4 separate regions of the Homo sapiens genome follow, and all the other regions are linked to region 4. Evidence: chromatin loops called from intact Hi-C (ENCODE). Cell type or tissue: MCF 10A. All regions are shown on one strand.

Evidence for each region. A loop is a pair of places that touch in the nucleus more often than their neighbours do. Peaks named below come from ENCODE experiments on the same cell type or tissue, not always from the same donor. Only the 100,000 strongest peaks of a DNase experiment are listed, where the experiment ranks them.
Region 1: it touches region 4 in a loop (23-fold over the local background); 3 of 110 quality-filtered maps call a loop at or near these places.
Region 2: it touches region 4 in a loop (3-fold over the local background); 23 of 110 quality-filtered maps call a loop at or near these places.
Region 3: it touches region 4 in a loop (10-fold over the local background); 41 of 110 quality-filtered maps call a loop at or near these places.

Annotation. Positions count from the first base shown.
Region 1 is chr5:103,472,819-103,480,818 of GRCh38, forward strand. It overlaps the pseudogene PDZPH1P. Among named protein-coding and RNA genes, the nearest start is that of LINC02115, 65 kb to the right of the region's middle. In MCF 10A, a CTCF peak has its summit at 3,024 (motif pointing left); DNase peaks (open chromatin) are centred at 223, 1,103 and 3,013.
Region 2 is chr5:102,677,167-102,685,166 of GRCh38, forward strand. The region is part of intron 2 of LOC105379104 (a long non-coding RNA gene); the gene reads left to right. Among named protein-coding and RNA genes, the nearest start is that of LINC00491, 9.7 kb to the left of the region's middle. In MCF 10A, a CTCF peak has its summit at 4,434 (motif pointing right); a DNase peak (open chromatin) is centred at 4,435.
Region 3 is chr5:102,666,132-102,674,131 of GRCh38, forward strand. It overlaps LINC00491 (long intergenic non-protein coding RNA 491), which reads right to left and starts at 5,333. Exons shown (of 2, transcript NR_103756.1): 1 at 5,096-5,333. LOC105379104 (a long non-coding RNA gene) reads left to right here. Exons shown (of 4, transcript XR_948632.4): 2 at 1-345. RefSeq lists an enhancer at 1-2,068 and a silencer at 4,210-4,309. In MCF 10A, a CTCF peak has its summit at 4,253 (motif pointing left); no DNase peak of the experiment used is centred here.
Region 4 is chr5:102,580,178-102,588,177 of GRCh38, forward strand. LINC00492 (long intergenic non-protein coding RNA 492) reads left to right here and starts at 1,191. Exons shown (of 2, transcript NR_047462.1): 1 at 1,191-1,389. In MCF 10A, CTCF peaks have their summits at 3,614 (motif pointing right) and 3,822 (motif pointing right); no DNase peak of the experiment used is centred here.

The DNA of each region.
Region 1 (8,000 bases), 890 kb after region 4:
CTTTCAGAACACATTTTTTCGTAGCTAGATAAGGCATTCCATTTGCAAGCTTTTTAAGATTTCTTGGATAGAATTTTATGCAACTTATTCAGTATTATAATTCCCATGATATAACAAATGCATCTGACCACCACACAAAATGGCAGTGATTACAAAGAGATTCAATGACCACAGCCTAGCTTGCCTTGTCATTGTGTTTGGCCCAAGGAAACAGGAGATAGCAGTCTGTGCCATTATGCAATATTTAGGACAAGGATGACTCAGTTTAAATGGAAACATTATCTTAGTTCTGAGGTAAAAGGGCAGCTCTGCAAGGAAATACCTTTTATGTAAACAAAGATGACAACCTTATCCCAAAGGGAAAAATGCAAATGACATATGTACTTCATGAATAATTTGTCTTAATTGTCCATTCTTGGAATCATACTCCAAGAATTCCTTGTGAAGAACAAAGAGACAAATTTTCATTGATTGATTCTCCCATTGCTGCTTTAGCAGATAATTGACTCAAATAAGGTAATTCCAAGAAAAAAATTTATGTACTAGGGAACCATAAAATAGTTTCCACCCTAATGAAGCCTCTGACATTTTGGTTAAAACACTTAAAGAAGTGTGAATAGTGGTTTAACAGTCTTTGTGCAAACGTTGTCAGGTTTCTGGAACACCTTTTCCAAAGGCTCTGCTGCTATAACTGCTGCTGCTGTTGCTAATGTTAGGCATTATAGCCTACTGGAAAAATCTGTGGAAGAAAGAGATCGTATGCTTTCTTTTCAAATTTTTGAGCATAAAATGTAAATAATCAAGCATTTATCTGACTATAATATATCAGGCAGCTAGATAATCCTGCTGTTCTGTTTGGTTATTGGAGTTGGGTTAGTGGAAGGATTATTTAAAAACCCAATACCTAATTAAGGATGGAAGGTAGGTAAGGAGTCCAGATTTACTCTTACTGTTCTGGGCACAGTTTTCTAAATTGAATACAAAGATACCAATGGATATGAAGAACATACAGATTTTCTCCATCACTCCAAATGCATTGGCCATGTCATTGTTTGCTGCAGAAGTTGAAATGGCATCCTCCCAACCCACAATTTCACCAACAGAACTGCTTCTGCATTGTGTCCCAACAACAGGATGAGGTGAGGGCTCAATGTTCTTGAGATTTAGAGAGAACAAATTACTGCCCACAAAATTACAACATCCATAGAAAAAACAATATTGTATTTTTGAAGGATGGCCAATGTCCTTTTTAAATTCAAATTTAGAAGGAAACATACTCCTTTATATTTATATATTACAGATTAAAAATAGCAAATTACCAAAGACCTATGTCTTTTTTTATAAAGAGCAATATTAAAGATCTCATTAAAAACTCTCTAGTATTTTGCAGGTTTTTTATGATACATTAATCTTTTCTTTTCTCTCAGAGGTGTTTTAGCCTCTTTCTACTTTGAACAATTGACCCTGTGCAAGGAGAAAGACGGCCATGTTGAAGAGCTGATGCACTGATACAAATATGAATTTACAGAGCATCAGTTCTCAACTTGAGTGTGCATGACATTCATGATCTGTGTGTTTATTAAGATCCATATTCCTGAGCCCCACTGCATAAATACCAATTTGGTAGACCCGATGTGATGCCTGGAGTATCTGACAACTGCCTCGGTGGTTCAATTTGAGAAACACTGAGATAGAGAGGTAGGAATAGGCTGGTTATTTTAAGTGCTCTTTCAAGAACTACTTTTATGTACCTACAGTTTGCATTTGGCATCCTCAGTTTGTCCTTAATGGGTCTGTCTGTGTCTTGTGATGTCCGCCTCCCCTTCCAGCACTCCCTGACCTACCAGTGCCACGCTGCTGCACTCAATTGCCCCTTCACCCTAGGGAAAGGGGATATATCTGATGTGGTGCAGAAAGACCCCTCTCCTCTTCCTCACTTGAGCTTTATTTCCTTTGGTATTTTTCTTTATACCAGGTAGCAGCACTTAAGAAGCAGCCTGATAAACTGTCTAATGCTTGGTAGGAATATAATGATTGAAAACAGTTTAATGCTCCCTCTTCAGGTCCTTTGTTTTAGCTGTTTCATTCTCCCAGATCTTTGTTTTACCTTACATCATATCTTCTGAGACAGACTTCCCTGACTATACCTTGAAAATAGCCTCCCAACCTCATCCCACCCTTTCAGCCACTCTCAAATCCAAATATTTACCGGTATCTAAAATTGTCTTCTTTCTTTTCTGTCTTTTCCCATAGTAAAGCATAACTTCATGAGAACTGTAGGCCTTGTCTACCATTTTTGCAGCTCTATTCCTGGCATATAATAAGTTCTCAATAAGCATTTAGTAAGTAAGTAAATGGATATGGATTTCTCCCAGGAATATATTTTAAAAGCAGACATGAAATGATGGCTTTGCTTTTATCCCTGGGAATTTCAGGTACTGGGCAGCCTGGAAAGGGAGCTATTTTTGGATACTAGCCTTCTAATTAACAACCTGAACATACCCTTGGCAAGTGGGATTTGGTTTTAGGGAGGAAAGCAGAAGGTGATGAGAGAAAGTCAGAGAAGCAAAGGGGTGGATTTCTTCCCATTCTAAAATGCGCTTTTTTGAGGGGTGGTGGGGGACTTCTTAATACTTGGAAGATTGCTCCAACAAAGTATTATCCTAAGAAATGTGGTCATCCTATAACAGACAACATTCCCCCCACATACCCTAACACCCTAACACCCTCCTAACCTAGAACTAGCTGCTTAGTGCCATTCCTTTCTTAGGGGAATTTGTCCAAAGTCAGAAGCTGGTGACCAGTATCAACAGGAGGATTTCAGATGAACATCAGCTACCTGGCTTAAGGGCTGTAAATCTATTGTAAATTGCATAATTTTTAGTCCTTGTTTTTCTATTTCGGAAGAGAGGGTCTAAATTATTTTTTATGTCTCTTCCAGCATTAACAGGAATTTTATGATTCAAACGATCCATGGTCTCTGAAAATAATCATGCATGAGTAAGCTGCTCCATCTACTGGGCATCTCTTAAATTACAAATAAGATTCCAATGAGGTATGGGAACTTGGAGATGACCTTAAGATCTCAATTATATTAACCACATGCATATATTGACTTGTTCTCTTCTTTCTAAATGCTGCAAGCATTCTTCTATTAATTGGGCATTTCTCTGCTTTACTCTTGTGATCTCCGCAAATGATGCTCACAAATCCTACTTAATAGTTCACGTATTTGCCTCTCTGTAGTCTTACACCTTTCTCTAGGGTCTGACACAGTTAGGATGTGGGAACAGGTGAGATCTAGAGTAGAATCAGATTGTCAGGGAGAGGTCAAGACCCAAGATGTAAACCTAGGAGCTGAACCTGGGGTGTGGTCTCCAGGAGCAGGTGGTTTGCAGTCAGGCACAAAACTAGGGACACAAGCATTAGGAAGGAAACTCAATGTAGTGGAAAGAAAGAACATCATCTTTTTAGGCAAGCAAACCTGAGTTTGAATCTGTACTACTTGGCTACACAACCACGGGCAGTTTACTGAGAATGGGGTAAAAACGTGTCAAGGGGATGGAATATAGTATCTGAAACTATGTCCCAGGCCCTGTAATCACTGGTTTACATACATTACCTAATTTAATCCTCATAAAAGCCTTATCAGGTATTATATAAACACAATTTTCTATTAAATGTTGGTGGCTCATTGCTTTTTTTATCCCACACATTCTTCCTGGATAATCTGGCCATGCTTGTGATTTCAACAACAACCTATACAACTCCAGCAGACACTTGATTGTTGCAGGTTAGAAAAGATAGTGGAGAATGATAGCATTCGATGGCTTTTTCAAAGATTTTGCATTAGAAAGGGAGGAGAAATATGGAAAGTTACGAGAAACGTGCATTCAAGGTAGCTCCCCCCACCACCCCCTTCCCCAGGATGGCAGAGACAAACATGTTTTTAGGTTGAGAAAAAGTGAGATCAAAGATATAGATAAGTCAAGTCCAGACAAGGTGAGCCCACATCAAGACAGGTCCACTCTCCCACTAAGATGCTTTTGTCTAGCAGACAAGTACTTCAAAGCAGCATTTGACTCTACTGACCACTTCCATCTTCTTGAAACACATTCCTCTTTGGGCTCTGGGAACAAAAGACTCCCTTTCTTTTCCTCTTGCCCAGTTCCTGCTCAGGCTTTATTGCGAGATCATCCTCCCGCGCCAGACTTCTGACAGGCTCTGTCCTCCACCCAAGGGCTTTGTCTTCAGCTCTCTTCTCTTGTAACCGACATTCTTCCTAGGTAACCTCATGGCATATAATACCATCTCTAAATGCAAATGATTAACATAGCTGAATCTCTTTCCAGGTTTCTCCCCGGAGCTCCAACATTCTGTCTCTACCATATAGTCACCTGAATATTTAACAGGCATGGGGCCATTTGGGTTACAATGGGACCATAAGGTGCCATCAGAAATAAACAATATTGTTTCCTTTCACCATCCATTCAAAGTTATTCTTTGGGCCTGTTTCTCTTCTGCCTCTTGGTTTAATTCCAGGGTAAGTCCCAAGAGTTACCCATTTTTCTGGTAATTTTTAGTTAACCAAAAGTTGTAGCATAAAATGATTATTCTAAGGTTTTGGGCTGCAGAGCCAAACTGACCTTCAAAGCTCACACTCTATTCCACTTCTCCACCCTATCTCCATTTACTTTTAGAGCTTTACAGCTTTTAAAAGTGAATTGTTAGCCTCTTGGCAATTTTGGAAGGGAATATCGCTCATTTTTCTTTGATAAAAGGAAATAAAGATTAACAGGCCTTAGCTACAAAAGACATTCAGGATACATGCATAAAATATTTAATCTTATTTCATGCTCCAAATTTTATTCTTTGTTCAAAATGAAGTCTCCTGTCACTATTGTGTGCCATGCCATCCCCTGGACTCCTCACCCAGCATAGCAGAGTAAATATGCTGCGATGATCAGAATTCCTGAAATAGAGACAAGTATTTCAAACATAACACTGTGTTTTTCTTTGAGCATGTGTAAAGCCCAGTGTGTGAAGTGCCTCCTAGTCCCCCCCACACTCCCACATTTGGATTCTTGCATATATACAGATTCATAGAACAGAACACAAACTGGCTTGTTCTGCTACAATGTAGAGGGAATACTTCCTTTTGTTTTTAACCTGGCTGAACATTCAGTCTTATATAAATTCTTTTGCTGGAACCTATGGGCTAGATATATGTGATTTTGGGGATAGATGGCCTACACAGTACATGTTTCCATCATTTATTCCATTATTTATCAGTTTTTTTGTATCTTCAAATTTTCTCTCTACTTGTTACTACCTCCATCAGGCATTCACATTTAAATTGGTACTTCACATCTTAAAAACTATGACAAAAACAACTCTTCCCTCATACTACCTTCCTTTTCAGCTGTCATTGGAGTTCTCCTTTTGGTAATGGCAGACTAGTTAGAGCAACAACTGTATTGCTGAAAAAAATTTAAAAATTTAAGTATGTTTCTCTTCGAATATATCAGAACTGGTAAGAGAGTGAAGACCAATGGGGCTAAAGTCCAGCAAAAGATGAGCCCAACATTGGAGTCACTTCCATCTAAAAAGGCTGAGAAGCTGAGCAGAGCTTTCAACAGATTCATGGAGTCAAGACCTCGTCAGAGAGGTGGTCCTGTTATGTAAGACTGAGTTAAAACCTTGAAGAATAATACTGGAAATTAGGGCAAATTGGAAAAAGACTAACTCTCACAGGGACTGAAGGTTGACTCACAATCATTTCAGCACTGATCACATTAAAATGACCTTGGATTATGAATATTCTTATTTTCCCAACAGAAACAAAATTGCAGAAATGGCAGGTGATAGAAACAGACTATGGGGGATCCAGATAAAGAAACCATTAGACATGGACTTTAACATGGCTATGATTAATACGTTCAAGGAAATAAAATCATTTGAAAATTTCAGCATAAACAGAAAACTATAAAAAAATGGAAACTATAAATGAAAATATAATTATTGAAATTAATGACTGGAGTGAATCTGCTATTAAACTATAGAGTTGGAAGTATGTCAGAAGAATATATGCAGAATAAAGCACAGAGAGACAAAAATAGTATTATTTTGGCTTTCATTGTTCTATTGAGAAGTTAGCTAATGATCTTATTATTACAATGAGAGCCCCCCACCTGCCCCCAAAAAACTGGAAAGACACATTCAAAGTTTTGAATGAAAACAACTACCAAATCTAGACTTCTATATCCAATAAAACAATTCTGAAAGCATTAAGGAGGTATAAAGATATATGCAAGGATAACTGAAAACTAATCACCAGCACACCTCTGACTAAATAGTTTTCTACTGGAAGAAGGAATATAGTCTCAGGTTTAAATCTGAATATGTGGTAACAGGTGAATATCAATAGAAGGTAAATATGTGGGTACATATAAAAGAATGTTGATTGTATACAGGAATTCTAATGTAGGATTTGCAAACTGTACAGAATTCAAATACATAACACAAATACATTACTTAGGACATGGTTAATTAGATGCTATAATGTCCATAAAATAAGTACTAATTTATACTATAAGAAGTCACAGTGGATATGGTAATCTTTTGAATAGCTATTAAAATTATAGCAAAAATTAGTAACTACCAAGATACATAAAGTAATAAAACTATTTTAGAACAGAACGGACAAATCGAAAGCAAAAATAATAACATTTAAACTCTATTATATCATTAATTACATTCACTGTAAATGGACTAAATGTTATTCAGTTTCCCTATTTCTCTAGTCTCTCTCACAGCCAAGCTTTTCAAAAGACGAGTCTTCAAATGTTGTTTTCAACTTTCAGTTGACATTAATGAATTGGCTGTTTCTGAACTCACTATTGATAACTAAGACTGCCTCTTGCCAAAGTTATCAATGACTTCCATGACACAAAACCCACTGGATGCTTTCCAATCCTTGTCATAATATGGTCTCTCCATAGCACTGGGAAACATTAATCACTCTCCTGCTTGAAACCTTTTATTTTTTTGTTTTGTTTTTTTGCCCTTGGCTCTATGACACAGTTTTTGGAGTTTTGCTTATACCCTCTGGCCACTCCTTCAATCACCTTTTTATCTCCTTTTCTGTACACCCTTAGGACTTAAGTTAAGGACTCTCTTTTAATCTCACTTTATATTCTCTCCCTTAGCCATCTTATCAATTTCTGTAGCTTTGAACACTCTATATATTCTCTACATACCATCCTGTAACATATACTGCATACAATGTATATAATATAGAATAGCCAGGTACCTACATAAGAATATCAATCACATTGTCAATCACAGTATTACAATAGTTCAAACTGAACTGAGGATCTTAACTCTCACTTTACACCCTTATAACCTCCTATTTCAGTAAATAATACATTATCCAATCAATTACTTTTGCCAGAAACTTCCTTCTTATTTACCCTTTCACTGTGCTATAAATGGAAAGTTTGTCCCCGCCCCAACCTCCCCCAATTTCATTTGTTGAAACCTAATTGCAAAAGGGAGTACATTTGGAGGTGAGGCCTTTGGTGCTTAAGTCATGAGGGTGAAGCCCTCATAAATGAGTTTATAGCCTTTATAAAAAGAAATTCCAGATACTCCCTTGACCTTTCCACCACGTAAAGACACAGTGAAAAGACAGCCATCTATGAACCAGGAAGTGGGCTCTTGCCAGACACTGGATCTGACAGTGCCTTGATCTTGGACTTCTCAGCCTTCAGAACTGTGAGAAATAAATTTCCGTTGTTTATAGACCACCTAGTTGATGCTGTTTTGTTATAGCAGCCTGAAGAAACTAAGACATGCTGCCACATTTAATCCATCACCAAATCCTATTGATTCTAGCTCTTAAGTATATCTGGACATCTATCTACTTTGTTTGTTACTCTTACCTGGGACCCGACTGCTATCACCTCTTGCCCATACTGGTACTAGCTTTCTAAGTAGTA
Region 2 (8,000 bases), 97 kb after region 4:
CAGTGCACCAGCATGGCACATGTATACATATGTAACTAACCTGCACAAAGTGCACATGTACCCTAAAACTTAAAGTATAATAAAAAAAAAAAAAGAAATTCTAACCCCCAATGTGATGGGTATTAGAAGGTGGGGATTTAGCGAATTATTGTCCTTATAAAAAGAAAGCCCAGAGAGATCCCTTGCCCCTTTCACCATGTGAGGACACAGTGAGAAGGCACCATCTGTGGACCAGAAAGCTCTCCCTCACCAGACAGTGAATCTGCAAACACCTTCAGTTTGGACATCTCAGCATCCACAACAATGAGTAATGAATTTCTTTGTTTATAAACTACCCTAGTCTGTGGTAATTTGTTATAGCAGCTCAAATGGACTAAGATAGAACCCTTAAAAACCCAACTATCACATTACATACTTGTTACAAATTGTTTCCCCACTGCCATCATATACAAAGACAGATTAAGCTCTGAGTAAATTTCTGTAACCTTTCATTTTCCTATCCAATCACTGTTCACGATAATTATAAGCAAAGGGGATTACCTAAAGGCAGATAACCAGAGGGAAAATAAGCAAACCAAAAAGAGTGTATAATCTTCATATTAGATTGAATAATTTACAGTTAACAATATATTTTATATTGTGTTTGTAGGTTAACGTTTTTATCTGATAAAATACAGTCCACTCTAAAATAGATAGCTACAGAAGATACATTTTTAAATTAGTAAGATTTATTACTATTATTCACATTGATTTAGTGTAACTTAATGATTTAGGAGAAAAAATCACTTTATATTTTAAATTTTTTTGAAAATATTATACAAAATGGTCTTCATAGCACAAAAATGAGGTTTCAAATTGGTTTTGGTTCATAAAGATGGCTCAATTTTTACAAGTGGGTGTGTTTGTTGACCTGAACAAGAATTGGTTTTGATTCCCTTCACTATAGTTCTCAGGCATTTTTACTTTTGAGAATTCCAAGATGGTCTATGTATTTTCTTAGAAAATGAGGTTGGCAAATAAGTCACTAACTCAGTTTGTACACTGCAAATTGATAGAAAAGTAACAGTTTCTATTTATCACCTAATTTCCTCTTTAGTTTTCAATAAAATGAAAAAGTGAGCAGATTCATTCAGCAAAAGATTAAAATACATTCCCAAGTAGACCTACAGGAAAATCTAATTTATAGAAAATACAACATTAGCCTCTTTAATTCTTAAAAGACTAGCCATAATTTCAAGTAGTCAGTTCACTGATGCATACACATTTTTGGCTCAGGATATATGATTACTCACCTCATATGATTGTGTGGCTTGACTTTGGCTGGCTTACTTTCAATCGTTGCAGAAACATTAATATCCAGAAGTTAGTTGGAGAGTAACATATGCCAACTAGGTATGAGGTAGTTTGTCAATAATCTTGTAACTTTCCACAATATAACCTCACCATCCTTTTATATTGACAGTTTTTGATTACAGAAATGAATTGAAATTTTTTTCTGAAGGCAATTCATCTTGGTTCTGCATACTAAAAACCAGCAAGGTAATGCGGTGCAAAGTTACATGCCACCTCATGATTAAAGGAGTTTAATTCAAAATGTCCAAAGCAAACTTTTAATAGCACAAACAAAATCATATGTTCAAATGTCATGGACTTTGACAACTTTTCTCTCCACCGTGCCAAGATAATGGACTTTGAAGCCACAGAGACATGGCTCCATCATTTGCTAACTGTGGGATCTTTGTGAAACTTAACCTCCAGAACTTCATTTCCTTACTGGTAAAGTGGGGTGAAGGGTTCACAGAATTACTGGCAACTGTAAAATGAGCTAAAGAGATGAGGGGAGACCTGAACCATTGCATGGCATATATGGACGCCCAGTAAATGTCAATTTCACTTTCCTTATCTCCAAAATACTTTAGTAATATGCCTTTAATTGTAATTTTGACCTTGCATTTTACATAAACCCCTAAGTCTGAGGTACTTTTACAATTTGGATACCAATCTTTCCAATAAAGTTGACTGCTATCTCTTCTGTGTAATTTCAACAGCAACAGAAAGTCCCCCTGACTTTAAAAGCATTTCTGTTTGCTCTGCTCATGCCTGAAGCTTCTTTTACCAAGAATAAAGGCATTTATTCTATAATTATAGATAAACTAAAAATATAAATTCCCTGTAGAGAGATAACACCATGACTTAAATTCACACCAGCTTTTAGAGGACTGATAACAGAGAGTTTTCTTTGATTAATTGGGGGAGAGCAGAGGTGAACATGCAGGAGAAGTGCAATGTGGTAACCTGGGCCGGAAGAGAGTCCACAGAGGGAGGAAAATGATCTCAAAATAAGGACAAAGTCAAAGACAATTTTCAACAACCACACAAGTTTTTTCTCCAGACCAGACCCTGCAAAAGGAGATATGATTGACATCACAATGGCTTTTTCAGAAAACAACTTTTTGTCTAATAGTGGTAGAGAATCCAGTTTAAATTACAGGTGTACATTACTGATCAGACCAAGGCATTTATATGATTGGAGATGGTAACACTAGACATATGTCCACAGTGGGATAGACTCTGCTCACAGGCGCTGCTGGTAGGTAGAGCGGTGTGTGTCTTTAACATTCACTTGGTGTTATCACTTGATGTTTCCAGACCTGATTTCCCCATGGTTTGAGGAATAAATAAACTATTGAGAGTAATTTAAAGAGAAGCCACAGAAAGTATTAAGTATCAAGGTTTTCAAACCAATTGGTGTTTCTAACCCCTTACCCTATGGAATGGCTAGGGGTTCCACTGGATGCTCTAAAATTATTCTGGACACACCAAGCAGTCAACAACAACAACAAAGAAACAAAGGGAGGAAGAGTTTTTTTCTGTTTTCAGCCCAACATCAATGGCTCTTTGTGTCATGCTTCAGCCCAAGACACATAACCCGCTGCTTTTGTCAGGTCCATAGCCTAGTGGGAAAATATCAGGTGATTTAAGCAAATTCTGAAAGCACCAAACTGTCAGACTTGAGTATTTATGGTCTTTGATTGCAAACTTACAAAGAACAGAGACCATGTATATATTCTGAACCAGCATCCTATGCATATACAGGGATTATTAAACGATAATATTTTATTGTAGAAGGCATTTAAATGTCCTCTCTGACTGTCAGGCTAAGGTACTTAAACTGTAATGCACATTTTGTCTTCATTCTGAAGTCAGTGCCTTCCTGGTGGTAAAATATTCTTCCTCATACCTCCCTCACTGAAGTTAATAAAACCTTAGTCGTCCTTTAGAACGAGGCTAAATACAATTTCGTCTTAAAGCATTTCTCTGGTTATTCTGGGCAACACTTAAACTTCTTTTATAATTAAAGACAGTATGATGAGCTAGTACTTTACATTCTCATTTTTTTCCCTTGTGTTAGTCTTGATTTTAGAACCTTTTCCTCAGCTGTGTTGTCAGTTCACACGGTGAGGACCATGCCTTATCATTCTGATACCAAGCCCATTTCCATTTATTCTTATCTCATGGTATATGATTTTTTAAAGTAATTTGATTAATTGAAATTTTGTTAGATTATTAAAATCCACATGTCACCATTTGTTAGAGACACAATATTGTGTCGCCCCAAAATTCATATTTTGAAACTCTAACCCCCCAGTGTGACTACATTCGGAGACAGGGCCTGTGAGGAGCTAGGAAAAGTTAAATGAAGTTGTAAGGGTGAGACCCTTATCTGATAGGACTGATGTCCTTATAAACGGAAAAAACACTGGAGCACTTCCTCTTCACCATATGCGCGAAGGTGGCCATCTGCAAGTCAGAAAGAGAACCCTCACCAGAAACAGACCCTGTTGATCCTTGATGTGGGAACTTTTAGCCTTCAGAACTGTCAGAAAATAAATTTCTGTTTTTTAAGCTACTTAGACTCTAGTCTATGATATTTTGTTATGGTAGCCTAAGCCTACTAATACATCACTAAAATCTTAAAAAAAAAAACGCCTGATTCAAGGAAGCAATATGCAAATCCAATAGACATGTTTTCAATTTAGAGAACGAACTGTGTTCACAGCCATAAGAAGTCCATTTTTTGTTTTAATAGTGCAAAGAAATAAAACATTTGCACAATTCTAGTGGAAACTTTTGCCTTGCACTTTCGGCAATGTAGTGGCAATCTTAGAAAAAGACCATAAAAAGAACTAAATAAATTCCTTATAAATTTAGAATGAAAAACGAAGTCAAAATAAATATTTTAAAAACAAAACCACTAATTTTAAAGTAATAAAAATCACTACATAATAGTTGCTTTGCTTAAAAACAACTTTATAGTAAAGCTCCTGTAAGCAGTGCCTCTCAGATGCTGGCATTAATCAACAAAGTCTAAGATTGCATTGGAGCCCCTAGCTTAACAGTTTTTGGCCACCAATAGGGGGCAGCAAGGCACACCAGATCCCTCAGTGACACTTGAGGGAGGCTTGCCAGGTTAGCTAGGAAGTGTCTAGGAGGCATGGCAACATCAGATATGCAGAAAAAGAAATCCATACATCAGATAAGGCACTAGTAGGAGGAGATAGTGAGAATACACAGATCAAAATTTCATTCACGCCAATGGAAAGCATGGAGTGGAACTGAGATGTTTATGCTTCTAGAAATCGTATGTGTCAGCATCTCTTAATTCTACTAAATCTGACAAAATCATCCATAATGTTTAGAATTCTTCTGTCCTGATTTCTCATAGTTAAAACTAAGTGCTTTTTCTTTTTCTTCTACTCAATTCCTTTAAGCCTGCATGGAAAGTAGCTCCACAACATCTTAAAGAGTACATTGGCCTATAATAAAGGGTAGGTTGACTGTTTTTCTCCCCAGAAAAGAGAAGAATTTTCAGTATTCCATAATTGCAGAAAAATACTTTGGTCCAAAAGTAGACTAGTCTTGCCTATCAGAATGTGCCCAGAGAGCTAGGTCCTGAAAGCAATTAAACCTAGTTCTAAAAGATCTTGAGCATAAGAAAATTGGAACTGTTTGTTTAATTCCTTACTAGATATTACATTGACATGCCTTTAGAGTTACTATGCATTTGATAAATATAGGAAAAGACAGTAAATATTTTGCTGATTAGTCAAAAATATATGGGCTGATAGATTGATTTCCTCACTTCAGCCACAAAGTAAAGAACTTCCAGCCTTCCCAATTTATAGAGCAAATTTTAGAATGTTTCTGTGCAGAATGTTTTACAGAGAGTGATAACGAAAAGGAGCTCAGAGCTTATTTTCTGTAGGATGTATGTACAGCTCTGACTCAGACCTAAGTATGGAATAGAACACTCCTTGCTCTTTCTCCACTGAGCAAAGTCCAAATGTTGATCATGTTAGAAGAATCAACTTCTTCTAACGCAGGTGGGCACCATCCAATCTAATCTGTTGAGAATGAGAATTAACAAATTGGCAGAGGAAAGGCAAATGTGCTCTCTCTCCTTAAACTGGGACATTCATTTTCTCCTGCCCTCAGACATCAGTGCGCCTGGTTTTTGGATCTTCAAACTCAAACTGGGACTTATGCCATTGGCTCACCTGGTTCTGAGGCCTCTGGTTTTGGACCAGACCTATACCACTGGCTTTCTTGTCCTCCAGCTTACAGACAAGACAGCAGATTCTGGAACTTAGCCTCCATACTTGTGTGAGCCAATTCCTCGTAATAAATCTTTGTCTATCTGTTTGTATATCTACGTACCTATCCCATTATTTGTTTCTCTGGAGAACCCTGAATAATACAAATATGCTACCTTTTCTGATTTCTTTTTTCTTTTTTTTTTTTTTTTGGTAGAAGGAAGGGCTTTATTCAGCTGGGAACATCAGTAAGCTACTGCCTTAAAATCCGAGCTCCCCGAGTGCACAATTTCTGTCCCTTTTAAGGGCTCACAACACTAAAGATTTCACATGAAAGGGTCGTGATTGATTTATTATTATTATTATTATACTTAAAGTTTTAGGGTACATGTGCACAACATGCAGATTTGTTATATATGTATACATGTGCCATGTTGATGTGCTGCACCCATTAACTGGTCATTTAGCATTAGGTATATCTCCTAATGCTATCCCTCCCCCCTCCCCCCACCCCACAACAGTCCCCGTTGTGTGATGTTCCCCTTCCTGTGTCCATGTGTTCTCATTGTTCAATTCCCAACTATGAGTGAGAACATGCGGTGTTTGGTTTTTTGTTCTTGCGAGAGTTTGCTGAGAATGATAGTTTCCGGCTTCATCCATGTCCCTAAAAAGGACATGAACTCATCACTTTTTATGGCTGCATAGTATTCCATGGTGTATATGTGCCACATTTTCTTAATCCAGTCTATCATTGTTGGACATTTGGATTGGTTCCAAGTCTTTGCTATTGTGAATAGTGCCGCAATAAATATACCTGTGCATGTGTCTTTATAGCAGCATGATTTATAATCCTTTGGGTATATACCCAGTAATGGGATGGCTGGGTCAAATGGTATTTCTAGTTCTAGATCCCTGAGGAATCGCCACACTGACTTCCACAATGGTTGAACTAGTTTACAGTCCCACCAACAGTGTAAAAGTGTTCCTATTTCTCCACATCCTCTCCAGCACCTGTTGTTTCCTCACTTTTTAATGATTGCCATTCTAACTGGTGTGAGATGGTATCTCATTGTGGTTTTGATTTGCATTTCTCTGATGGCCAGTGATGGTGAGCATTTTTTCATGTGTTTTTTGGCTGCATAAATGTCTTCTTTTGAGAAGTGTCTGTTCATATCCTTCGCCCACTTTTTGATGGGGTTGTTTGTTTTTTTCTTGTAAATTTGTTTGAGTTCATTGTAGATTCTGGATATTAGCCCTTTGTCAGATGAGTAGGTTGCAAAAATTTTCTCCCACTCTGTAGGTTGCCTGTTCACTCTGATGGTAGTTTCTTTTGCTGTGCAGAAGCTCTTTAGTTTAATTAGATCCCATTTGTCAATTTTATCTTTTGTTGCCATTGCTTTTGGTGTTTTAGACATGAAGTCCTTGCCCATGCCTATGTCCTGAATGGTATTGCCTAGGTTTTCTTCTGGGGTTTTTATGGTTTTAGGTCTAACATGTAAGTCTTTAATCCATCTTGAATTAATTTTTGTATAAGGTGTAAGGAAGGGATCCAGTTTCAGCTTTCTACATATGGCTAGCCAGTTTTCCCAGCACCATTTATTAAATAGGGAATCCTTTCCCAATTGCTTGTTTTTCTCAGGTTTGTCAAAGATCAGATAGTTGTAGATATGCGGCATTATTTCTGAGGGCTCTGTTCTGTTCCATTGGTCTATATCTCTGTTTTGGTACCAGTACCATGCTGTTTTGGTTACTGTAGCCTTGTAGTATAGTTTGAAGTCAGGTAGTGTGATGCCTCCAGCTTTGTTCTTTTGGCTTAGGATTGACTTGGCGATGCGGGCTCTTTTTTGGTTCCATATGAACTTTAAAGTAGTTTTTTCCAATTCTGTGAAGAAAGTCATTGGTAGCTTGATGGGGATGGCATTGAATCTATAAATTACCTTGGGCAGTATGGCCATTTTCACGATATTGATTCTTCCTACCCATGAGCATGGAATGTTCTTCCATTTGTTTGTATCCTCTTTTATTTCCTTGAGCAGTGGTTTGTAGTTCTCCTTGAAGAGGTCCTTCACATCCCTTGTAAGTTGGATTCCTAGGTATTTTATTCTCTTTGAAGCAATTGTGAATGGGAGTTCACTCATGATTTGGCTCTTTGTTTGTCTGTCATTGGTGTATAAGAATGCTTGTGATTTTTGCACATTGATTTTGTATCCTGAGACTTTGCTGAAGTTGCTTAAGGAGATTTTGGGCTGATACGATGGGGTTTTCTAGATATACAATCATGTCATCTGGAAACAGGGACAATTTGACTTCCTCTTTTCCTAATTGAATGCCCTTTATTCCCTTCTCCTGTCTAATTGCCCTGGCCAGAACTTCCAACACTATGTTGAATAGGAGTGGTGAGAGAGG
Region 3 (8,000 bases), 86 kb after region 4:
AAGGCATTTTCTTATCAAAACCCATCACAGAAAAAGATACAATCATGAAACCACAGATTCTTGTAGCTCTTCACAGTAAACTTTAACTATGAATAACCTCTTGGATTATTAGCCGATTGTGATTACATTTATATTATTTGCTCACATGCTTTGTCACTTTAGAGCCCTGAAAACCCTGTTCATTGTTGCTAGGAGATGGGTGGCTATGGCAACAGTGTGGGTCAGAGCCAGATGGAATGCCTAAAGCATAATCAGGTTTAGGCTTTTTTTTGATCTCCAAATGACTCCATGGCAGTCCTGAGCACGGAAGCCCCAAATCACTGCCTCTTCAGCTTGTTTCAAAAGGTATGCCACATGGTTTCTCCTCACACATCAGCTCTCCCCATTAACAAGTGTCTTTCTGGTGCTTAACTAGACACCAAGAGTTGTCTGAAAAAGAAAAAAGCTGGATAACAAGGGGGATTATCACTATTTAACTGTGTTTTCATACTGTTATTAATTTAGTTCAGATCTAGTGCCATATGCTTCTCTTCATCATTCCACTGAACTCCTAGTGACTTTCATGGAAGTTCCACACAAAGAATGAGGGCGACATATGGTTCTAATAGTGGTTTGTTCATTCCTCTAAGATTGATGGGTATTTTAAAGACATTAATCATTATATTTAAGACACCCTTTAATTTCTTCAGAAGGCCGGATCTTCACTGATTTATAGGAGTCCTTACCACACAGCCATACCTATTTTGCTTTTCTTTTAAAACTTGGCATCAAGAGAAAAATATTGACATGTTCCTCTTATAATAAAGTAAAAATGTAACAAATTAAAGTTATAAATAATGGTAGGAATTTATCTATTATTCTAAAAATAACTTGTTTATTGGACCACAAAAGTCCTAAGCAATTTATTCATCATTTTCATTGTGTCTTTCTTCCTCAAGAAATTCCCCCTCTTACCTACAACAAATCCACACTCTGGGCCTCGTCTTCTTCCACCTGGACCCCATCAATCCAGCCAGCATAATTTATTCCCCTATACAAATCTTTCCTCTGATCAGATCAGAAGAATTATCTCATTACCTCTCCCTTCCTAGTCTCACCCCTTGCAACTATTCCCTCACACAGATTATCTCTATTTCTGTATCTTTGCTCCTGCCATGTCCTAAAATGCCTTTTTCCATCTTGAATACTCATATTTGTTCAAATATTTATCAGGTACCCTCTAGGTACCTGGCCCCTGTGCTAGGTGCTAGTATCTAAAAAGAGCATAATGAGAGCTCCACACTATCTAACAAGGGTAACGGGATTCATAAAATTTAACAATGGATGTTGTTTTTGAAGTCACTTCTTTACTACATGCAAGACTCATTTAGACACTATTCCTTATTTAGTGCTCATAATAACCCTATGTCGTTATTATCATTCACAACCAACAGATGAAGGTACTCAGGCTCAAGAGTGTAAAGGATTTGCCCAAGGTCAAAGGGCCCAGTAGCAGCAAAATGAGATTGGAACCGAGGTCTGTCTTACTTCAAAAATGATACCAATTACTCCATTGTTGATGAGATATTTCAATAATGTAAATGTGTATTATTCCAGGCTAGAAGCCACTAAGGGAGACAGTGATCAGCTCCATTTGGGAGGGTCAGGGAGGAGTTCCTAGGGACAAGGATGAAGTTAACTTATAAATAAGGAGTTTGACAGTGAACATAGTAGAAAAAGGACGTTTTAGGACAGGAGATAAATGATAAACTTAGAACTTAAAGCCCTTTTTAGCTTCTTTTGATATCAATCCTCTCCGTTCTCCCATTTTCCTTTCTCAAAGTGCAAGTCAATACCTACCACTTCCATAATGCTGCTAATCTGCGTGTTAACCCTTGTTCATCTCTTTCTCTTCTAAACCCTGATGCCACTTGTTTTGCAGCAGCTCCTTACACCTTTATCAGATACTGTCTTGTGCTGCTCTCAGTTTTCCGGACCATACAAACGTGGAGGGCAACGGTCACACCTTTGATCTATTTTGTATCTTCCAAAGCTGTGTCAGAAACATAGTAGATGATCCATGCATGCCACTTCTTGGCCATAACTCTTCACATCTGTGTTTGGCTTTATAGTTTGTAAATTCTTTCATTTATGTAGTCTTCTTAGATCCTCAAGATAACTCAGTGAAGTATGCTTGCTTGCTGTTTTTAATCTCAACTTAACAGATTTAAGGAAATGGTAATTGAATAGGTAATTGCAAAACCCAGGGTCACCCAGGTGATAAATGATACATCCAGGAAAAGAATGTGTTCTCTCCCCTATGCAAATGATTGATAGGTGGATTGACTTCCATGCTTTAGCAGATGTGTCAAATTTCACATCCGCATTAACACTTCTAATCCTGTAACGTAATTCTGTCTTTTTATAGATGTCAAACTGGTTTTATCTCAGAAAAGGGAACTGCAAAATACTTTACTTATGCTATCAAACCATTTTGATAGTTGAACCTTGAGCAAAAAAACAGATTTTTGAAATTGTGTGTAGAGTAGCATAGTGGCTAGTCTCATTCACATGAGATTCCTGGAAGAACCAGATTAACAAGCTTCGTACTGACTGTAAACAGCAGGTGAGTATTTCTCAGCCATCTGCTGACTTATCCAGTTGAGAGCCCTTGAGAAAGTCACTAACATGATCATGAATGGCATGAATGGTCCTGTGCATTAATCAAAGACTGCAGAGAAGTAACCAAATTAGGCTCTCCCTACTGAAAGCTGGGTGCACTGCCAAAGCCCAGAGGGAGGGTACAATATAGGATAAAATGTCTCCTTTATTCAATGCAAAACTTGCTTTTCCTAAAACGAAAATGACTCTCAGCTAGTGGCCCTAAGACTATCCACTAGCTGTAGTGTGTGTTCACAAACACACTTCCTGAGTGAAGGCAGGAGTCCTAAGTAAGACCTTTACAGGGTCTTCTTGGCAAAACACTGTTTTATACCATTAGAAGTGAAACCTGAAATTTCCTTGACATCTTTAAATAGTAAGCCAGCAGGTAAACATGTTATAAAGCATTCCCTGAGTCTCAGAGGGCTTCTTGGATCTTCCATCTAGCCTTCTCTTCTGCCCCTGACCCAGAGACAATTCTCCAACACTGACCACTGGGACAGAATTCAAAGGAGGTATATAAGTTCCACTTACTGGTGATTTTGTTTAGCAGTGTGTCTGCATTTAACACTTTCTGCCCCCATTCCCTTCCTTCTCTGTTCACATTATTCTGCACCTGCTGTTCTATCTAGCCAATATATCAATTTCAGAGGAGGAATTTGTTGTGGACATTCTTTTTTTTTTTTTTTTTAGACTGAGTCTCACACTGTCACCCGGGCTGGAGTGCAGTAGTGTGATCTTGGTTCACTGCAACCACCGCCTCCCAGGTTCAAGCAATTCTTCTGCCTCAGCTTCCTGAGTAGCTGGGATTACAGGAGCCAGCCACCACACCCAGGTAATTTTTTGTATTTTTAGTAGAGATGGGGTTTCACTATGTTGACCAGGCTGGTCTCGAACTCCTGACCTCGTGATTCACCTGCTTCGGCCTCCCAAAGTGCTGGGATTACAGGCGTGAGCCACCATGCCCAGCCCAGGCCTTTTGTTTTAATCTCCCTACAGCCCCCTCTCCAGAATCTTGGTGCACTACTTTATGTATAATATATGTTTATAATATTACATAAATAATATTCACTAAAGGTAAGACTGTATTTAATTGAGGGGAAAGAAAAATAAAATTAATTAAAATTGGTTTTTAAAAGTATGAAAAATATCCAAACTCACTAGTAGACGACAAAAAAAGTCGTCTTCTTTTATAGTAGACAAAAAAGTTATATACAACTTTTCCCCTACATACTTGGCAAAGATTTTTAAATTTCTTTTTTCCTTCTTTTTAAATTTATTTTTTATTTTGTAATGTGACTTCTCAGTAGTACATGCAAGAGTACCATGACCCAGGACTGCAAAAGTCACTTTATAAGTAAATTGCCAGAAGTTATTCAATCTTGATCAAATTCTTAACGGCATGCTCTTCTTGGTTTCATCACCAGATACCTGCCCCAGAAATCTCACATCTTATCCTGGACTTTGTCACAACAGCTTTCTAATTTTCACCTGTTCCAGTCTCTTTTGATTCTGGTGGTGATTTATTCCTCTCTACTGGAGTTCTCAGCCATCTAGTCCATACAAACTGCACCAAAACACAAGAGAGATCAGAGCCCCGCTTTGTACATGGCCCGCTCCCCCGTCCATTCCAGTTTCCTGCCCTCTACTGGCCATGACGGTCATCACAGTGCCCTCCTCATTCCTAACTTTTAAATACACTTGAGACCGCCTGATTAATCTTGCACTAAGAAAAACAAAACAAAACAAACAAAAAACAAAAACAAAACACTCACATACAATGTTTTTAATGCTTGAAAAGTACCGGAACAATTATTTTTTCAACCAATGTAACCCAGGTGTGGGATATTTTGGGGATGGGGGTGGCAGGGAGAGGAGGGGTGAAAATCCTCCTGTATCCGCAAATAAGTTATTGGCAGAAAGGCATTAACGTGACTTACAAAGACTTCAATTAGTTCTCAAAATACCTCTTTCTTACACTGCCTTCTCTGCAATTTTTTTTCAATGAAGAATACATTGTGTTCTTCCTTGGAAGGCCACGGAAGCAAGAAATGAGATGAAAGCCGCACACGTAGTGTGCATCCATGTTACCTTGGAAATTATTGAATGTGCTTCTCCCCGAGTTTCCTTTCCTTTGAGTTTCAAGTTGTTATAAATGTTACTTTCCATAGACTACTAAGGATCTCTTTAAAGTGACCTGTCCATTTTCAAATCATCAAACCTATTTTTTAAAGATGGCAGGAATATTTTGTCACAGCATTTAAAAATACATCTTAATAGAACTATTACAGTAGCGTGCATGGCTGAGTTTTCTAAATTGCATTCTGCAAGTCTCATTTTTATTTATGTCAAATTGAAAATACAAATTGTAAATACAAATGAAACTTCTGTGGTCTGAATGTTTGTGTCTTTCCAACACTCTTAAGTTGAAATTCTAACCCCCAAAAAAACTTACCACGGGAGGAGACAAGATGGCCGAATAGGAACAGCTCCGGTCTACAGCTCCCAGCGTGAGCGACGCAGAAGACTGGTGATTTCTGCATTTCCATCTGAGGTACCGGGTTCATCTCACTAGGGAGTGCCAGACAGTGGGCGCAGGTCAGTGCGTGCGCGCACCATGCGCGAGTCGAAGCAGGGCGAGGCATTGCCTCACTCGGGAAGCGCAAGGGGTCAGGGAGTTCCCTTTCCGAGTCAAAGAAAGGGGTGATGGACGGCACCTGGAAAGTCGGGTCACTCCCACCCGAATACTGCGCTTTTCTGATGGGCTTAAAAAACGGCGCACCACGAGATTATATCCTACACCTGGCTCGGAGGGTCCTACACCCACGGAGTCTCGCTGATTGCTAGCACAGCAGTCTGAGATCAAACTGCAAGCGGCAGCTAGGCTGGGGGAGGGGCGCCCGCCATTGCCCAGGCTTGCTTAGGTAAACAAAGCAGCAGGGAAGCTCCAACTGGGTGGAGCCCACCACAGCTCAAGGAGGCCTGCCTGCCTCTGTAGGCTCCACCTCTGGGGGCAGGGCACAGACAAACAAAAAGCAGTAACCTCTACAGACTTAAATGTCCCTGTCTGACAGCTTTGAAGAGAGCAGTGGTTCTCCCAGCACGCAGCTGGAGATCTGAGAACCTGCAGACTGCCTCCTCAAGTGGGTCCCTGACCCCTGACCCCTGAGCAGCCTAACTGGGAGGCACCCCCCAGCAGGGGCACACTGACACCTCACACGGCAGGGTATTCCAACAGACCTGCAGCTGAGGGTCATGTCTGTTAGAAGGAAAATTAACAAACAGAAAGGACATCCACACCAAAAACCCATTTGTACATCACCATCATCAAAGACCAAAAGTAGATAAAACCACAAAGATGGGGAAAAAACAGAACAGAAAAACTGGAAACTCTAGAAAGCAGAGCGCCTCTCCTCCTCCAAAGGAACGCAGTTCCTCACCAGCAACGGAACAAAGCTGGATGGAGAATGACTTTGACGAGCTGAGAGAAGAAGGCTTCAGACGATCAAATTACTCTGAGCTACGGGAGGACATTCAAACCAAAGGCAAAGAAGTTGAAAACTTTGAAAAAAATTTAGAAGAATGTACAACTAGAATAACCAATACAGAGAAGTGCTTAAAGGAGCTGATGGAGCTGAAAACCAAGGCTTGAGAACTACGTGAAGAATGCAGAAGCCTCAGGAGCCGATGCGATCAACTGGAAGAAAGGGTATCAGCGATGGAAGATGAAATGAATGAAATGAAGAGAGAAGGGAAGTTTAGAGAAAAAAGAATAAAAGAAATGAGCAAAGCCTCCAAGAAATATGGGACTATGTGAAAAGACCAAATCTACGTCTGATTGGTGTACCTGAAAGTGATGGGGAGAATGGAACCAAGTTGGAAAACACTCTGCAGGATATTATCCAGGAGAACTTCCCCAATCTAGCAAGGCAGGCCAACGTTCAGATTCAGGAAATACAGAGAACGCCACAAAGTTACTCCTTGAGAAGAGCAACTCCAAGACACATAATTGTCAGATTCACCAAAGTTGAAATGAAGGAAAAAATGTTAAGGGCAGCCAGAGAGAAAGGTCGGGTTACCCTCAAAGGGAAGTGCATCAGACTAACAGCGGTTCTCTCGGCAGAAACCCTACAAGCCAGAAGAGAGTGAGGGCCAATATTCAACATTCTTAAAGACAAGAATTTTCAACCCAGAATTTCATATCCAGCCAAACTAAGCTTCATAAGCGAAGGAAAAATACAATCCTTTACAGACAAGCAAATGCTGAGAGATTTTGTCACCACCAGGCCTGCCCTAAAAGAGCTCCTGAAGGAAGCACTAAACATGGAAAGGAACAACTGGTACCAGCCACTGCAAAATCATGCCAAAATGTAAAGACCATCAAGACTAGGAAGAAACTGCATCAACTAACGAGCAAAATCACCAGCTAACATCATAATGACAGGATCAAATTCACACATAACAATATTAACTTTAAATGTAAATGGACTAAATGCTCCAATTAAAAGACACAGACTGGCAAATTGGATAAAGAGTCAAGACCCATCAGTGTGCTGTATTCAGGAAACCCATATCACGTGCAGAGACACACATAGGCTCAAAATAAAAGGATGGAGGAAGATCTACCAAGCAAATGGAAAACAAAAAAAGGCAGGGGTTGCAATACTAGTCTCTGATAAAACACACTTTAAACCAACAAAGATCAAAAGAGACAAAGAAGGCCATTGCATAATGGTAAAGGGATCAATTCAACAAGAAGAGCTAACTATACTAAATATATATGCACCCAATACAGGAGAACCAAGATTCATAAAGCAAGTCCTGAGTGACATACAAAGAGACTTAGACTCCCACACATTAATAATGGGAGACTTTAACACCCCACTGTCAACATTAGACGGATCAACGAGACAGAAAGTCAACAAGGATACCCAGGAATTGAACTCAGCTCTGCACCAAGCGGACCTAATAGACATCTACAGAACTCTCCACCCCAAATCAACAGAATATACATTTTTTTCAGCACCACACCACACCTATTCCAAAATTGACCACATACTTGGAAGTAAAGCTCTCCTCAGCAAATGTAAAGGAACAGAGATTATAACAAACTATCTCTCAGACCACAGTGCAATCAAACTAGAACTCAGGATTAAGAATCTCACTCAAAACCGCTCAACTACATGGAAACCGAACAACCTGCTCCTGAATGACTACTGGGTACATAACGAAATGAAGGCAGAAATAAAGACGTTCTTTGAAACCAACGAGAACAAAGACACAACATACCAGAATCTCTGGGACGCATTCAAAGCAGTGTGTAGAGGGAAATTTATAGCACTAAATGCCCACAAGAGAAA
Region 4 (8,000 bases):
ATACTTTAGGGGTTTTTTTTGGCCATACAATCTCCATTACAACCACTCTACTCTGCAGTAGGAGTGGGAAATAAGCCATTGACAATATGTAAACAAATGCATGTACCTGTGTTCATATGAAACTTTATTTACAAAAAAAAACAGATGATGGGGCCATAGTTTATCACCTCTGGTTTAGACTACCTTCCTTGCAAGTAAAAGAGCTCAAACTTGTTGCATATTTATTGGAAGGAGCAGGAAAAATAATCGTAGTCCGGATGTTCAGAAGATGTTGGCAGGAACCTATTTTCTCTCTATTTCTTGGTCATTTGCCTCTCCAGGTTGAATGCTCTTATGACACATGATCTCAGAAGGTGAGAAAAAAAACTCTCTGTCTTCTAGCAACTACATCAGTTCTTGAAAGGATATTGAGGCCTTGCTTAAGCCATTTTCCTATCCTTGGATCAATCAACATTCCAGGCCACTCACTGCTCAGCCCTGCTCACATGCCTACCTCTATAAAAGAAGAAGGAGGGACATTTGATTGCTAGACTAGCTAGATGAGAGAGAAGCAATTAACAAAAGGCCAAAAAGTCCACATAATTTATGAGAGAAAAGGAAAGTATAGGGCAGGGATAAATTACAGTGTTCACTATGATGGTTTTGCATACCTTCAACCTTAGATTGAAGGCAATTGCTAAAGACAATATTGCCCAAAAGCCTAATGTTTTGCAATGAAATTCTTTAATAAATATATATATATTAATGATATATTAATGACAAATTGGAAGCTACTCACCAATATCATTATATCTCAGGACATTCTCATTACTGACCCTTAACTCCAGTGGAAACAAAGGAATACTAAGAGGAACCAAGACTTTTTCATCTGAAAGTGTCAGGCACTCAAGTGAAATAGGGGACAAACACAGATTTTAGGTATGATAATAGCCTCCTGATAAGCAAAAGACAAATGTACAGAGTATAGTAACAGATACCCAGTGGTACATACTGGAGGAAAATCACCAGAGTGGAAATTTCTAACAGGTTGGTCAAGAAATAAGTCATATGATCTAGATCAAGGGAATGTATCCTGAATCAGGTCACTGGCAATTGCAAGAATGCAATTCCAGCCTTACAGCATTTCAGTTGCTATTCAGGTTTCTAAAACATGGTTTCAGATACCAGGGCCAGAAAGAAGAATGAATATTAGGTTTCAGAAGAAAAAGCACAACAGTGTTAAGTGCTGCTGAAGGTAATGCTAGCAATTAATACCTGGCTGTCATTCTGGAGTTCCTTTTCTCTCTTCCATCCAAGGTCAAGATTTTCCTAACATATAACACAAGGCTGTGCCTAAAGTGAATGACTGATTCTTCAATGAGGGAAGAAGACACAGAAGCTAAAAACAAGGTAGGGTCTTAAGACTAGAGGATATTTTTAAAGATTGTAAATAAAGTTTCTACTCTTGGAAATAGTTGCCTTTTAATTTTTAATGATAATTTAAGTTCTACAGGCAATAAATAGAAATTTGATAGTGTTTTGAAGCTTATCTGTAAAAGTAATATTTAATTGTTTTCCATGACGTATTTCTAGGTTATATCCTGATACATAATAGAAATGGAAATATTTTCTATGGTACAATGCTGAGAAAATAAAGCTTCAATATCATAGAAAATAGTTTCCATTTCAACCGTGTACTAATTAGGGCATCACCTGAATTGCTGTAATAAAGGGACCCCAAAATACAGTGGCTTAAATATGACAGGATGTATTTTTCTCTAACATAACCCAAAGTAGGGTGGTCTGGTCACCAAGTTTCTGCAGGTTCCCAGGCTGTCAGGAGAGCTCAGCCAACATCAACATTCATTTCCATCACTAAGTCCAAGGAAACTGCCAGTTGTCACCTGTTTTCAGTCTGTGAGAAGCAGAAAAGACAAAAGAATTTAAGAACAGCAGTTTCTTAATAAGGACGTTGCAAGGAGGAAGCATCACATATCTTATCCAGTTATATCTCACGGTGAGAGCTTTGTCATAGGACCTTCCCTAGGTGGGTAGCTACGGAGAGGTTGAAGTGGGTTGGAGTTCTATTAAATAAGAAGAAAGACTGGATGTTGGAGCTTGATTAGCAATATCTGCTACCAATTATTCATGCCTTTAGCTTGCATTTAATAAGTACCTAATGGGGGTCAATTACCACTCAAAACATTTAAAAATGATTTTAAACAAATAGAATGTAGCCCTTGCTCTTGAGAAACACATGGTATAGTGAAGATGTCCATGGAAACAATTTTAGCAAAGTAACTGTATTTTTTTGGAGTATGTATATGAGGTTCTCCGAGCATGGAGGATAAAGCACTACTGTCCACATGAGAAACTCAAGAAAAGATTCCTAGTGGAAGTAGTGCAGTGTTTGAACTGAATCTTTCAAAATGATTAAAAGTTTACTAGGTAAAGTAAGAAAGAGTGCTTTGGTCAGCAAAGGCTAAACAGAACACTGGCTTTGGGGGGTGGGATAGATCTATTTCAGTGTGTGTGTGTGTGTACATGCATGCACATGGATATATGTTTGTGTTAAAGCAGAGAAGTCGAGTGGGGGGAATGATGAATGACAGAATATGAGTCAAAAGGTATACAAGGACCGTATTATGGGTGGCCTTGTGAGGAATTTGGAGTGGATTATGAAGCCATTGCAAGACTTTAAGCAACAGAGAGATGTGGTTCATTGGCATTTCAGAAATTTCATTTTGGTTGAAGTCTTCTCTTACAAGGGCTTCGAGGGAAGAAATATTCTTCATTTTGATGTAATTCAACAAATATTTATTGAACACTGTCTTTGTGCCAGCCCTATTTCCTCCTTGTTACCCTAGAAAAAGCCAACTTTCAGTGAAATTTGTTGTCTGAAGACATTTCCCTGTGTGACAAATTCTCTCTTGGGACATACCCTAGTCTTTAGAGGACAGAAAGGGTGAGAGAGAGTGGATCCTAAGTAAAATATAATCTTTCACTTATACAGGTCTCCAGTTTCAGCCCCATTGAGTTATCATAGCAGACTCATCAGGTTCTCATGTAAACAAACAAACAAAAACAAAACAAAATCTTCCAGCAAGTATACCCCTCTAGGTTTCAGACATGACCTGAATTCCAAAGGTGAGCAAAATTGAGAGGGAATCAATAAAAGCATCATATCTTATCAGGAAGTTGGTCTATCACCCATGAGAGCAGTACTGAATTTCATGGCTGGATATCATTTTATTTATTGTGACTACAGAAGAAATGATAGTATCAGATGCCAGGAAATTACTACTCTCAGTTACTTAAGAAGAGAACCAGCTCCACGGTTTTGCATAATCTGTCACCACTCTTTATGGGTGAAAAGAACTTGAATTGGGAATTTTATCACTGTATAATTAGATCTGGCTAGATATATTCCAAACTATTTATTTCTATCTTTTGTGTAAAATCTTTATTCTACTTTCTAATGACTTCAGTCAACTCGTTAAAAACTATTACAGTAATGAAGATATTAAAATACAAAAAAATGAAATAAACAAATTCTGGAAATACCCTCCAGAATATTTATTTTCACCACCAGATGGCATTATTTAGTTTTCTTAAGGTTAAAGAAAAACTACTAGCATAATACCATCAGCAATAGTTTAATATGAATGAACGATCTTGTCTCAAACAAAAAAAAAATCATCAAAGAAATGAATTAATGTCTGTCCTTTGTTCCAGCGCCATCCATCTGTACATAATGTTGCTTCCTTTGAAATCAGTTGAAGATTAAATATGTATAAGGTACACACTAGGGGGCACTGAGATAGGAAAATAGGGCCACACGTGCCCATGTTTGGAAACAGATGGTTTGAAAGTGAATAAAGATAATTAATAATAATGATGTCTTGCCTGCATGAAGCAGCTGTCCTCCCCAGAACTCAAGAGCTTCTTTCATTCCCTCATTTATCCTCCCAACACCTAGTCATGACATCAACAATGGAATGGATGCATCTATTTGTTTTGTTTGGTTTTTGGAGTTTTTTTTTTTTAACCTCCATACAGTAATAACCCTTTCTTACGCAACAGACCTACATCGTTAGATGGTTACAATCGCAACATATGTAAATACCTTGCAGGTTGTGCTAAATAATGGAACTAAAACTTTCATACCACAAATACATAAAACTGCTTGAGTTTGTGGGAAAGGAAGGCAGAATAACTTGGAAATATCTGTTATAGAAATTCAGACCTGAGAGTACTACTCTATGTGACAGATAGCTTTTTTAAATGTGGATTGAGATTGAGATATGTTATTCATATAAGATTTGAACTAGAATAAAAGGTATCTGATTATTAAATTAGATAACATTTTTGTTTGATTTTTCCCCACTGAACTATACTACTTCCTTTTCAGAATCCCAAGTCTTGTGAATATTAAGGGACCTACAACCTTGTTTTCTAAGAAACATTAGAACTTGAAATCATAATTGTTTACGTGTTAATCTAAGGAGAGTTTTAATTTTTTAAACATCTATTTACTGAGAAGTTGTTATCTGATAAGAGTATACCAGCTCAGGAAGCAATAATTTTTTTAAAGGTAAATTTAAATTGTCAGTACTTTAGAAGAAATTAACTTAAAACTTGTGTCCCATTATGTGCTAAAACAGTGTCTCAAAAAGCAGAAACTACAACTGTTAGGACCCTAACAGAAGAGAATGGAGTAGGTCCGAAACTCCTTTTTAAAAAATGCTAGCTAGATCCTTTGATCTATAATTTTCTTCTCTTCTATTATCCAGTGGGCTGCTTCCAACTTTTCACTCCAGCCCCATTTTCTCCTTCTCCCAAACCTGCAAATGTCCCCAGCTGACGAGGACAGCCATCAATTACTGGGTGTTTTTTGCTCCTTTATTGAATAGAGATCATAGGATGCCTCAAAGGGAATAAAAACCTTCAGAATTAATGCCCAACAGATACAGCCCCCTTCCCTTAAGCAAGGCCCTTGAAGTTATTACTAGTTCCTACAAAGATTTAATCCATTATTTTGAAATGGTATTATGATTTCTTTTTCTAATTCTGTAGATCCCTTCTTGCAATAGAATTGCAAGAGAAGCGTTATTTTCCCATAAATCACAGTATCTATTACCTCCCTTTAACTCTCTTCCCTTTAATTGCTGCCAATTCTGAATACACTTCTACAGCTTGCATGATATTATTGGGATGTGAATGACCTGCATCAAAGAAACCTGAAGAGACATTAGGATTTCTGGGTCATGAAATCAGCGCCAGTTTAACAACGAATGTCAAATAAACCCAAATCATCCCAAGGTCTGCATGAGATTTGGGCTAGTTTTTTGGTTAATTGCTGGTCTAATGAATCTTTGGAATGACCCAGCAGTCCAGAACACTTTTCTAAGCTCTTACTAGTTCTGAGAGTGTCACGTTTGAATCCACAGTCATTATTTACTTTATGTCTCTTGAATAGTTACAGGCCTTACTTCCCCCATACAGTCCCAAATCTTTACCCCAGCCAACACATGAAATTATTCATCATTCAAAAACCTTTTACTAATGTTCTACTACGTTGCAGACACTGTAGTCTATACAAAAAACATAATAAAAAGAATAAAACTTAGATTCTCAAGCGCTTAGATTCTAATGACTTTTGGGGAAATATCAGAGAGTAATTGTCAGGCAAGAGAAGTGTCAAGTAACCTGGATATGAGAACAGGAGTTCTATAGAGCTCCAACCTATTCCTTTTTAAAGCTGTTTAATTTTCTACTTCAAATTCAGAGCCAATAGATGCTAAAGGAAAGAGTGTGTTGTCAGATGAGTTCAAATTCCATGATTTATACTTACTCTTGGGTGACTTGGGTAAGTTATTTTAATTCTCTCAGCTTTCCTTTTCTCACCAAGTTTATGAAGACAGACGACGACTACCTCGCCAGATGGCTGGGAGGATTAAATGAGATGGTATCTGGAAAACACTTAACAATATGCTTGGCCTTCTACCAAATGTCTACTAAGGACATCTTAGGGTTAGCATTTATTGATCAGCATTTTTTGAGACCAGGATCTTTGCCAGGTAATTGCTCATCTACTAGCTCATGACTTCTACACATCAGCTTGGAGGTAATCCTTATTATTCTCATATCAAAAGGAGACTCAGAAAGGCGGCTTGCCTAATGTTACACAGCTAGCAAGTTGTAGGGCTAGACTCAAAATCATGCCTTTTCATTTCAAGCTCAGGGTTTTTTCTTTATACATTTTCAAGGAATACAACATTGTCTTGGAAAAGACATTCCCCAGAGGACTTTCACAGGTGCTCAGAGTTATTTAGTCCAGTTCTGCAACCCCACAGGTCAAAGTTGTGTTGCTGAAACCTGCCCTTGTCAGGTTTATGTAGGGAAGATAGAATAAAGCCTCCTCCCTTGAGGTGAGGCAGAGAGCATTTATGCTTTTCCCCACAGAGCGTATGTTGCCACAGTCTGCAGAATAAGAAGGAAAGAATTGAGTTGATTGTTCTTTGTGCAGTAATGAGATGGGTGGATTCCCAAAGTTATTGGTACCCCAAATGTGATGGAGCAATTGGCATAGCCAGGTACATAGAAGTGTTTCTCTATGCCTGCTCTTTAGAACAAACCCTCAAAGGAGACAAAAGCTTCAGCATGAAAGGCATGAGAGCAAGCAACAAATGCCAGAAGCCTATCAAAGGACTCGGATACCTTTAAGATAAGCTCTTAGCTCTGAACTAAACTGTTCTCTGAACTAAAGCTCTTCTGTGAAATAAGGCCAGCATTCTACCTGAATTTGCCTTTAGAGATGAATCACATGATGAAAGGCAGATGTGTCCATGTATCATTAATGAACTCAGAATCTGATGCTTGTATTAGTAAATGTCTTGATTCAAAACAGTATTGAGAGCAGAATGTCTAATAGGTAAATTATCAGTTGGATTTATTTTAGCACTGTAAATTCACCATCCATCATTCATGTGCCAAGAGCTACCTGGTAACAGTTTTCATTCATCCACCTTAGTGGGTTGGAGAATACTAATTGCTCTATTTTATTTTCACTTTTACTCAGCATCCTATTTCCCAACTCTTATCTATCATTGATAAGATTTTTAATTTACTGAACAGGAAATTTGATTCTAAACTCAGTGTAATACTTTGCATATACATTAGCAATATATAACATTCTTTGGAACTCAGCAAATATTTAAATTTTAAAAAATATTTTATACGCATAGATGGTTTGAAATCAATGTCCTTAAATATTAGCAATTAAATGAAATATTGTGCTGCTCTTCAGAATTTTAACTTTACTTTCAATTTTTTTAATAGAATTTAAGGCATTGCTGATTAGTGTGTGAGTTTGTGTGTATATGTGTATAGCAGGGTTCATAAAGCATTAGATCCCCCAATATTTCTAGAAAAGAATTATGTCTTGAATATATCTTTGTTTACTCCCAATTCATTGTTTTTACAATGGTGTTCTCAACTACTCTTGACCCAGATTTTTCACCTTAGTTGCCTCCCTTGAATACTCCCACATCATGCAGTACATATTTCACTTCAACCCTTTTTTAAACTCAGAACTTGAACTGTCACAATTTTCCATTCCCAGCGCCATTTAGGAGTCATGAAGGAACACCTTCTCTTGGCTTCTCATTTCTAAAGGTCCCAATGCCTTCCAAAGGTGCTGCTTTGGCCTACCTCCTTCATAAACATCTGTCAATTACCTTCATAATGACAATGCTGCCTTCATCTATAACTTCCAGAAACTTCTCCCACCTTTCTAGATAATATGGTACTGAGCACACATTTTTCTTCACAACCGCCATTATTTGTCATCATTCTAAGTAACAAAAAATGTATTTATGAATTATGAGCCACCTCAGTATCATGCTATTCATGCCCCTCCTTTCATCAATGACATGCATCTACCTCTATCTCTGGACATTTACCTTGCGGACGGATCACATTATCTAAAAGCACTACACTACAACCAAGATATCAAGTTC